Regions from separate parts of the Mus musculus genome. Here regions 2 and 3 are each linked to region 1. Evidence: chromatin loops called from intact Hi-C (ENCODE). Cell type or tissue: left cerebral cortex. All regions are shown on one strand.

Region 1 (2,500 bases):
TGCCTGTGGGCAGTAGCCATCGCATTGGGGCCATCAGCAACAGCAGCAATGGCAACAAAAACCCAGCCAAGAGCCACTCTGGGACCCCAGGGGGTGCCAACTCCAGTTCTGTGGGCGGGCCCTGGAGTCCGCCTCCTGCAAGATCTGCAGCCACCTCCTCTTCCTCTTCCTCTTCCTCTTCCTCTTCCTCCTCCACGTCGGTGGGCTTCTTCTTCCGAATCTTCTCAGGCTACTTGCACTCAGACAAGCTAAAGGTCTTCGGGCCCCTCATCATGGGTATAGGCATCTTCCTCTTCATTTGCGCCAACGCGGTGCTCCATGAGAACAGGGACAAAAAAACTAAGATCATCAACCTGCGGGACCTCTATTCCACTGTCATCGACGTGCACAGTCTCCGCGCCAAAGATCTGGCAGCAGCTGCTGCTGCGGCCGCCGCGGCTGCGGCTTCCTCCTCCGCGGCTGCCCCCGGCTCCGCGTCCCACGGGGCAGCGCCGCTCAATGGCTTTCTCAGCTACGTGCAATCTCGAGGCCTGGAGCTGAAGCCAGGCAGCTGCGCGGGCTCTGCGGACGCCTTTGGGGCTGCTGCAATGCTGGCCAGGGGTTCATGGCCCCACCCCACTGGGCTGGACGGAGGCAGCGGTGAGACTCAGGAGGCAGGGTCCCCGCCGGACCTGGCTTCATCTCCGCGCTGTCCACGGGAGCCCCCAAGTCTGACAGAGGCCGTGTACAGCATCTACCGCGAGCGCTCCAGTAGGGCTGGCCATCGCCGGACCACAGTTGCCGCGGTGGCTGCGGCCACTGCCACTGTCACCGCGGCTGCCAGCGGCGGCAGCAGCCCGGCGCCCTGCAGCCCAACCGGGAGTTGGGGGCGCCAGAGCACCACCAGCTCCCTCGTGGGCTCCTCGCTGAGCGCCTTCGCCCTGTTGCCCTTGCAAGGGGATCGGGACAGAGACGGGGACTCGGAGGGCGCAAGCTGCAGCTGGCATAGACCTCCCGGGGAACGCGGCTCCCGGGATCTCCCCAGGGGAGAACTGGACCTGAGCCTGACCGACCTCCGGGGAGCCGAGGGAGGAGCGCGCTGGGCTTCCTGCGAGCCCGGGGAGCCCGAGGGCGCGAAGACAGCACGCACCGCCAGGGGGCAGGGCGGCCGCTTGCCCAGGACCCGCAGGTACGCGGCCTGGCGGCGCCGCAGCACCAGTGGGCTCCCGGACTATCGGGCTCCACCGTCGCCCGAGCCCCCACCCTCCTCGAGCGCAGAGAACCTGGACTCAGGCCCCTCTGCTACAGCCGCCACGCCCTCGCTCCCTCTGCGCCCCGAGGAGGACTCGCCCCGCGTCCGGCGGGATTCCCACAGTTCTCAGTCGGATGACCAGTCCAGCAGCAATAAGGGCTACACCCCCCTGAGGGAGGCTGACACCTCTGTAGAGTCGGTCGTGGATGTGGTGGCCAAGAAAAGGCTAGACTGTGAGGATGTTACAGATCCCAGTACTGAGCACAGCTCCCCCGAGGGTCCCAGTCCAGGGCCAACTAGGGCGGAGCCTCTGTCTGTGCAGAGGCAGTTTACAAACAAGGAGAAACTCTTCCTCATTTCCAGGTCTCACACCCCAGGAGTAGAAGACCCCGAATTGAAAAAGTCTTCCAACTAGGGAGGGCGGGACAGGGAAAGGAGACACGCTGGTAGAGTCCCACTGGACTCTGCATTAAAAGCCCCACCCACCCACCCTACCCCGATTCCCCTGTGGACAGGTCCGAGGAAACCATTCAATATCCAAAGAGCTGCAGAATATTATCCTTGAATTACGTTCACAAGCTTCCTGTAGATAACTCAAGCAATTTTTTTTAAAGAAACAAAGTCGTCTTTTTACGTCCGATGGTGATTGTACGTTCGATGAAAACCAAATGTATTAAAAGATCACAATCTAGTTCATTAGATGAAACTCTCTTAATTTTCTTAGGATCAAAATAATATATTTTTGACAGTAACTCTGTACTTTACTCCTATTTTTCTTTGTCCAGCCCCGCCCAGCTTCCCTCGCTCCTGGACTCTGCTGCTGACTTCATCCGTAGCTGCTTGTAAAGGAATAACAAGCTTTTTATTTCTGCCCTCTTGCAGAGTCTAGAAGAGTTTGTGTCAATTCTCTTAGAATTGAACTTTCTAGGTGGAGTCAAAGCCCCAAAGCATGAGTATTCGGGAACGAGGGCCCCCTTGCCTCACCCCACGCTTATCTACAGCTGTCCAAAGGATTCTATTTTTTAAAAGGGATATTTGAATTTTGCTACCAGGGTATGTGAAGACCAGAGGGCGCCAGCAACTACACTGGATTGTGACATTCTTAAACTCACAAGACCAAGTACACCATGCATTACTGAGTATTATCACACTTGTATGGAAAATAACATTAATATTTAAAGTCTTTTTTTAATAAAAAGTTCCCAAACAGTTAAACATAATATCGCCTCATTTTGCTTGAGCTCTCGTGGTTCTAGAGCACAGGAAGCC
Region 2 (2,500 bases), 200 kb before region 1:
ACAACACAGAGATACTCAGGGAACCTAAGAAAAACTAAATACATTGAGCTGTTAAAGTAGTCTACAGGTTGTATGCGTATTGGTCCATAATACATAGTGGCCTGTACAATGTTTTGAAAATGGTGTTTACTGAGTGCACAGACCAACCAGGTAGACATGTGGTACGTTCATGTCACAGATTGACCACTAGGTGTCAAGTGCTCAAACAGTCACTCCGTGTCACAGACCAAGGAACTGAGTCCTAGGCATGAAACAGGTGTCTCTGCATGGATTTTCCTCTCCTTGACCCCCTGCCTGCACCAGAGGCAGCTCCTCACTCGGTAGGCTGAACACCATAACAGAAGGGCCAAAGATGGGGCCGAAAGTCAAACTCTTTCCGGTTTTTGTTTTGTTGATGCTGTTTCTATTAAGAAAACCAAGAGATACCTAACGAATGAGTGGAATGCACTTCTGCTGTGGCAAACATGTTCACAGAAGCTATAGATAAAAAATATGCGACTTAACCTATAAGCCTTTCAGACTTCTAGGCAGATTTGGTAGCCAAGTTGTTTGCTTCTCTGCTCTGTCAGGACCGAGGCACGGGCCTGTCAGTGTGGTTGACATGAAAACCATCAAGTGCAGTAAGAGAAACACGTGTGCAAAGCAAATGATTATAAGTTTATAAGAATCATAAGTATATGCAGATAAATTAATTATCTCAAGTTCCCTGCCTAAATTAATTAAGTCGGTAATTAGCAACCGTGGGGAAGTCTCATTTTCAAAACTTCTGCATTTGCTTTGCAGCAGGAACCTTGGTTTTTAATGAAGAACCGACAATGAAAGAGGCACAAAATTAGTCCACACTGGGTGCTGCAACATCCCAAAAGTTAATGAATTCTCTGACATTCAGCAATGCAACTTAGTCACTTATACACTTATCTGAGCACAGCCACAGTGCTGTGATCTTCTGATTGAAATAATAGGAGCCAGACTTTGAAATAATGCTTATTATTTACCTATGTCCCACACTGTTCCCCACTGTCTCAGGTGCTTACTCCTCAAAGCCCGAAGAGATCATCCTCCAGGAGGAGTGGATGGAAAGACTTTTAAGTTTCACTATTCAAAGTCAGAGTTTCTGAACAAAGGTTCCTGCTTCCTTTAAATGTTAAGCCGAGGAAATGTTCTAATGAGACTGTGCAGAGAAACACCTGATAATTCGCTGTCATTTACCCCGAGGTTTCTATTTAAATTTGTGCTGCTGTCATGATTTATTCTTACCTCACAGGATAATGAATCCAGATTTTATTTCTGTTCTTTGCCAGACTTGTACAGCAGGCAAAGTGTTTGAAAATCAAAGGAAAAGAAGATATTGACTTGGATAATCTCTTCAGAGGTAAAAACAAAAACAAAAACAAAACAAAACAAACCCCCCCCAAAAGACACAAAAAGCAACAGTAGCAAAGTCACAGAGCCAGCTTTTGCTTTTTGTTGTGGACAATGTCCTATGTGTCTGTTGGGATTCATCATAGTGGTAGGGAATGTAGCCAAGAACCTGACTCAAAGTCAAGAGACTCTTAGACTCAGGGCCTGCTATCTACCCCCAAGTAACAGGTTCTGTTACTTCAAAGCCCCTTTCTTAGTTTTCTTATTTTTAAAGGTGAAAAGGTCCCTATCATCTCTGCAGTCCTGTTCATGTCAGGGAAGATCCAGTCTTGTGGAGATCAGCGTTTACTGTGGGCTCTCTACATCTACAGTGGCCACATAATACAGCCAGGAAAGTCACTGTGGTTAACCAATGGGACAGCCGATAAGTGGGCATTATTGGTAGGTCAGGCAGAAAGTTACTGGGTAGAAAGCTTAATTGCTGAGATGAGGTGTTTGTTGGGATCGAGAAAAGGAAGAGAGACATCCTGTTTTCACCCAGGTGTTTCCTTCCTCTGACTTTCCAATGCAGACACAATGGGAGGCCTGGCTCTGTGGTGACCAGCTAAGGTCTTCCTTCAGTTTGCCCTGTCCTCATACTGATATTTAAATCTGGCCAGATGAACACGTTGATCGTTTACAATCAGAATGCTATGTCTTCAGCCACTGTGGCCCTTAAATTCTTAGATCACCAAACATGGTAGGAGATCTGTTGACGAATTTTCTGCTGAATTGGGAAGGAAATTAACACAACTCGAGAGTCCTGTAGCAGTCCCACCACAGTGTCACGATTGAGTTCTCTTAGGATTAAAAAAGGGCCAGACAATCACTGAGCACAGGGTTGTGGTGGCCAAGAGCAAAACTACTCTCTTTGGATGGGGCAAGGCTCGGCCTGGGTTTGAAAGAGCTCTAAGTTTCCATCCAAGTCACAAAGAGACAGGGTCTTTTCCTGAGGAAATAGGGGGCAATTAAGGTACTTGGCTTTCATGGTGCAGCTACACGTTTCTCAGAAGAATCTCTGTACAATACAACCAGAGCTCAGCTTTGCTCTAAATAAGTAATGGATATTTTAGAAACTGCTCCAAATGTTCTCCTCCAC
Region 3 (2,500 bases), 560 kb before region 1:
TTTATAAAGGCATTGTCTTGGTTACATATTTATCATTGTGATAAGACAGCCCGATTAAGGAAACTTTAGCAGAAAGTGTTTATTTGGTTTTACAGTTTTAGAAGATGAGGCTTGACCATCGTGGCTGGGAACATGGCAGCAGATAGGCATGGTACTGGGTTGAATTGTGAATGTACATCTTGATCCATAAACACGGGGCCACAGGAGAGAATGACTGGGATTGCACCAGGCTTTTGAAACCTCAAAGCCTGTCCCCAGTGACCCATCTCTTCCAACAAGGCCATGTCTTCTGATCCTTTCCCAAGAGTTCTACCAACTGGAGACCAAGCATTTAGATATAGAGACCTAAGGGGGCCATTCTTGTTCAAATCCAGAGTCTGTAAAAGGACTGGTGGGTGGTGGTGGTGGTGGTCCCCATCTCTTTCTGAATCTGTCTGTAGAAAGAGTGTGTTGACTTTGGAGTCCACCATTCAGCTGTTTGATTTATTTATCTATCTATTCAGCTGTTTGATTTATCTATCTATCTATCTATCTATCTATCTATCTATCTATCTATCTATGATCTATTTATTTCTCATTCATTCATTCATTCATTCACCTCTTTATTTATGTTTTTATTGCAGCTTTGAGTAGAGCTATGGGGAGGTTTACCTAAAGGTTTTGTAAAGACCAGGCTTGCACACTTTTCTTTCTTCCTCTAAGCCATGTCAGGAATTTCTGTCCATCTTTTGTTCTTTTGATACTTGGATTACATTAGTCTGTAACTGCACAGTATATGTAGAAGCCCCAGGCAAGGAGTCCTTCACGGTTGAGGAGAGAGCGAGGATCTTTCTCAGCACCTAACTTGGGCTGAGGAAAGGGAGAGAGTCGGCATACGGAGTTGTTCCAAGCTCCCTCTGAGCTACAGAAGGCTCACTCATCATTGTTTGGGCTTTGGTGGGTTTAATGATGTGACAAAACACATTTTGAGGCCATGATGCATAATGTCCTAACTTGGGACAATTGCCCCCCAACAGACCTTATTAAATCAGGTATATTTTTAAAGTTTCGTACTTTCCAGTACTTTCTGCTCTGAAACATGTTAATGTGCATTTTAGTTATTTTATAAATGTTTTGATTATTCATTGAATTAAAAAAAAACATGTTTTACTAGTGGTCAGCTATTTAGAATGTTTAATATAGAAGATCTGGTTGTGGAAAGGACCACAAGTATCGATAATTTAAATGTGTCAGTGTATCATAAAGGAAATTCATCTGAGGATTGTTAAGGGTAACTGAGTAAAACATATTGGTAAACCAGCATTACCTGGATTACCTCCAAGGGCCAGCAACAGTGCTTTAAGTGGAAGCCCAGTGAAATTGCCATTTTGCTCTTGAGAACACGTCTGCTGTGGATATTCCCCGTGAAATTATCATCAGCCAAGGTAACAGTTGAGTTGCAGGGAGAGGGACACCTGCAAGGGACTGTTAATTAACATGCAGTAAGAAGAGAGGGGAGCAGCAGCCTCAAGAACAGAGCTCCTTGGGCAGTTAGGTGGCACTGTTTCTCTTTTTTCTTTCAAAGGTTTGGCTAAATGTAATTAAAGTATGAAGAGGCTCCATGAGGGCTGCCTTCAGCTGTAGTCAGATTAAAAACTCACAGGAGAGGAGCACTGGAAAGCAGCGGAAGAGCTCACCCTTTCTCCCTGGTGATGTTGTCTCCTGCCAGTTCACTAGCAGAAAGCGGGAGGGACGGCTTTATGGTTGCTGAACACACAGAGGAGTTCTTTCTGGGGTTGCTCAGGGGCGGGCTTCAAAGGTCACAAGGTCAGATGCTGTCAGGGGGAGGTACCCTGGGCCCTGGACTGGTACAGTGGCCTGGATGTTTAAGGCAGGAGGGACTGGTGAGCTTGCATGAGCTAGGGTTCACATCATCGGGGCCTGTGCAGTAGACTAAGGCTGTTTGTAAATGTTGAGATCTTCTTCCCCTTTTTTCTTCTTTCCTTATATGAGGGTCCCCGTAGAAGTCTATAATCTAGCTTAAAAATGCATGTCTGGTTTCCCGTTTTGCTTTTTAATGTTGGTTTTGTGTGTGTGTGTGTGTGTGTGTGTGTGAGAGAGAGAGAGAGAGAGAGAGAGAGAGAGAGAGAGAGAGAGAGAGAGAGGGAGAGGGAGGGGGAGGGGGAGAGGGAGAGGGAGAGAGAGAGAGAGAGAGAGAGAGAGAGAGAGGACAACCAAGCCTGAGGAGCTGTGGAGGTTAGAGGACTTCAGGGTTCATCCTTGACTTTCATCTTGTATGAGGCCCTGTGGATCATCAGGTTTGACACTAAGTACCTTCACCCGCTGAGCCAGGTTTCCAGGTTTTAAAATTGGAGGCTAAGGCTTTGCCTTCTGAAGGCTGCATGGGGTGTGGCAGGCACGTGGTAGGGATCATCAGGCAGAGCCTTCTGGCAAATGCATCTACCAAGTTTAGGAAGGGAAAGAAGTCAGTGACCACACGACACACAGTTCTCTCTCAAAG

What was found. A loop is a pair of places that touch in the nucleus more often than their neighbours do. Peaks named below come from ENCODE experiments on the same cell type or tissue, not always from the same donor. Only the 100,000 strongest peaks of a DNase experiment are listed, where the experiment ranks them.
Region 2: it touches region 1 in a loop (5-fold over the local background); 5 of 42 quality-filtered maps call a loop at or near these places.
Region 3: a loop joins it to region 1, with 2.7 times the contacts of the local background. A loop is called at or near these places in 7 of 42 quality-filtered maps.

Annotation. Positions count from the first base shown.
Region 1 is chr17:68,840,692-68,843,191 of GRCm38, forward strand. Tmem200c (transmembrane protein 200C) reads left to right here. Exons shown (of 2, transcript NM_001206661.1): 2 at 1-2,447. The coding sequence ends at 1,646. Among named protein-coding and RNA genes, the nearest start is that of Tmem200c, 4.8 kb to the left of the region's middle. In left cerebral cortex, a CTCF peak has its summit at 1,129 (motif pointing right); DNase peaks (open chromatin) are centred at 625, 1,043 and 2,193; H3K4me3 peaks cover 1,312 bases; H3K27ac peaks cover 1,609 bases.
Region 2 is chr17:68,640,198-68,642,697 of GRCm38, forward strand. It overlaps L3mbtl4 (L3MBTL4 histone methyl-lysine binding protein), which reads left to right. Exons shown (of 21, transcript NM_177278.5): 16 at 1,302-1,372. Among named protein-coding and RNA genes, the nearest start is that of Tmem200c, 200 kb to the right of the region's middle. In left cerebral cortex, a CTCF peak has its summit at 172; a DNase peak (open chromatin) is centred at 1,162.
Region 3 is chr17:68,283,780-68,286,279 of GRCm38, forward strand. All of the region lies in intron 1 of L3mbtl4 (L3MBTL4 histone methyl-lysine binding protein), which reads left to right. Among named protein-coding and RNA genes, the nearest start is that of L3mbtl4, 11 kb to the left of the region's middle. In left cerebral cortex, a CTCF peak has its summit at 1,525; a DNase peak (open chromatin) is centred at 1,544.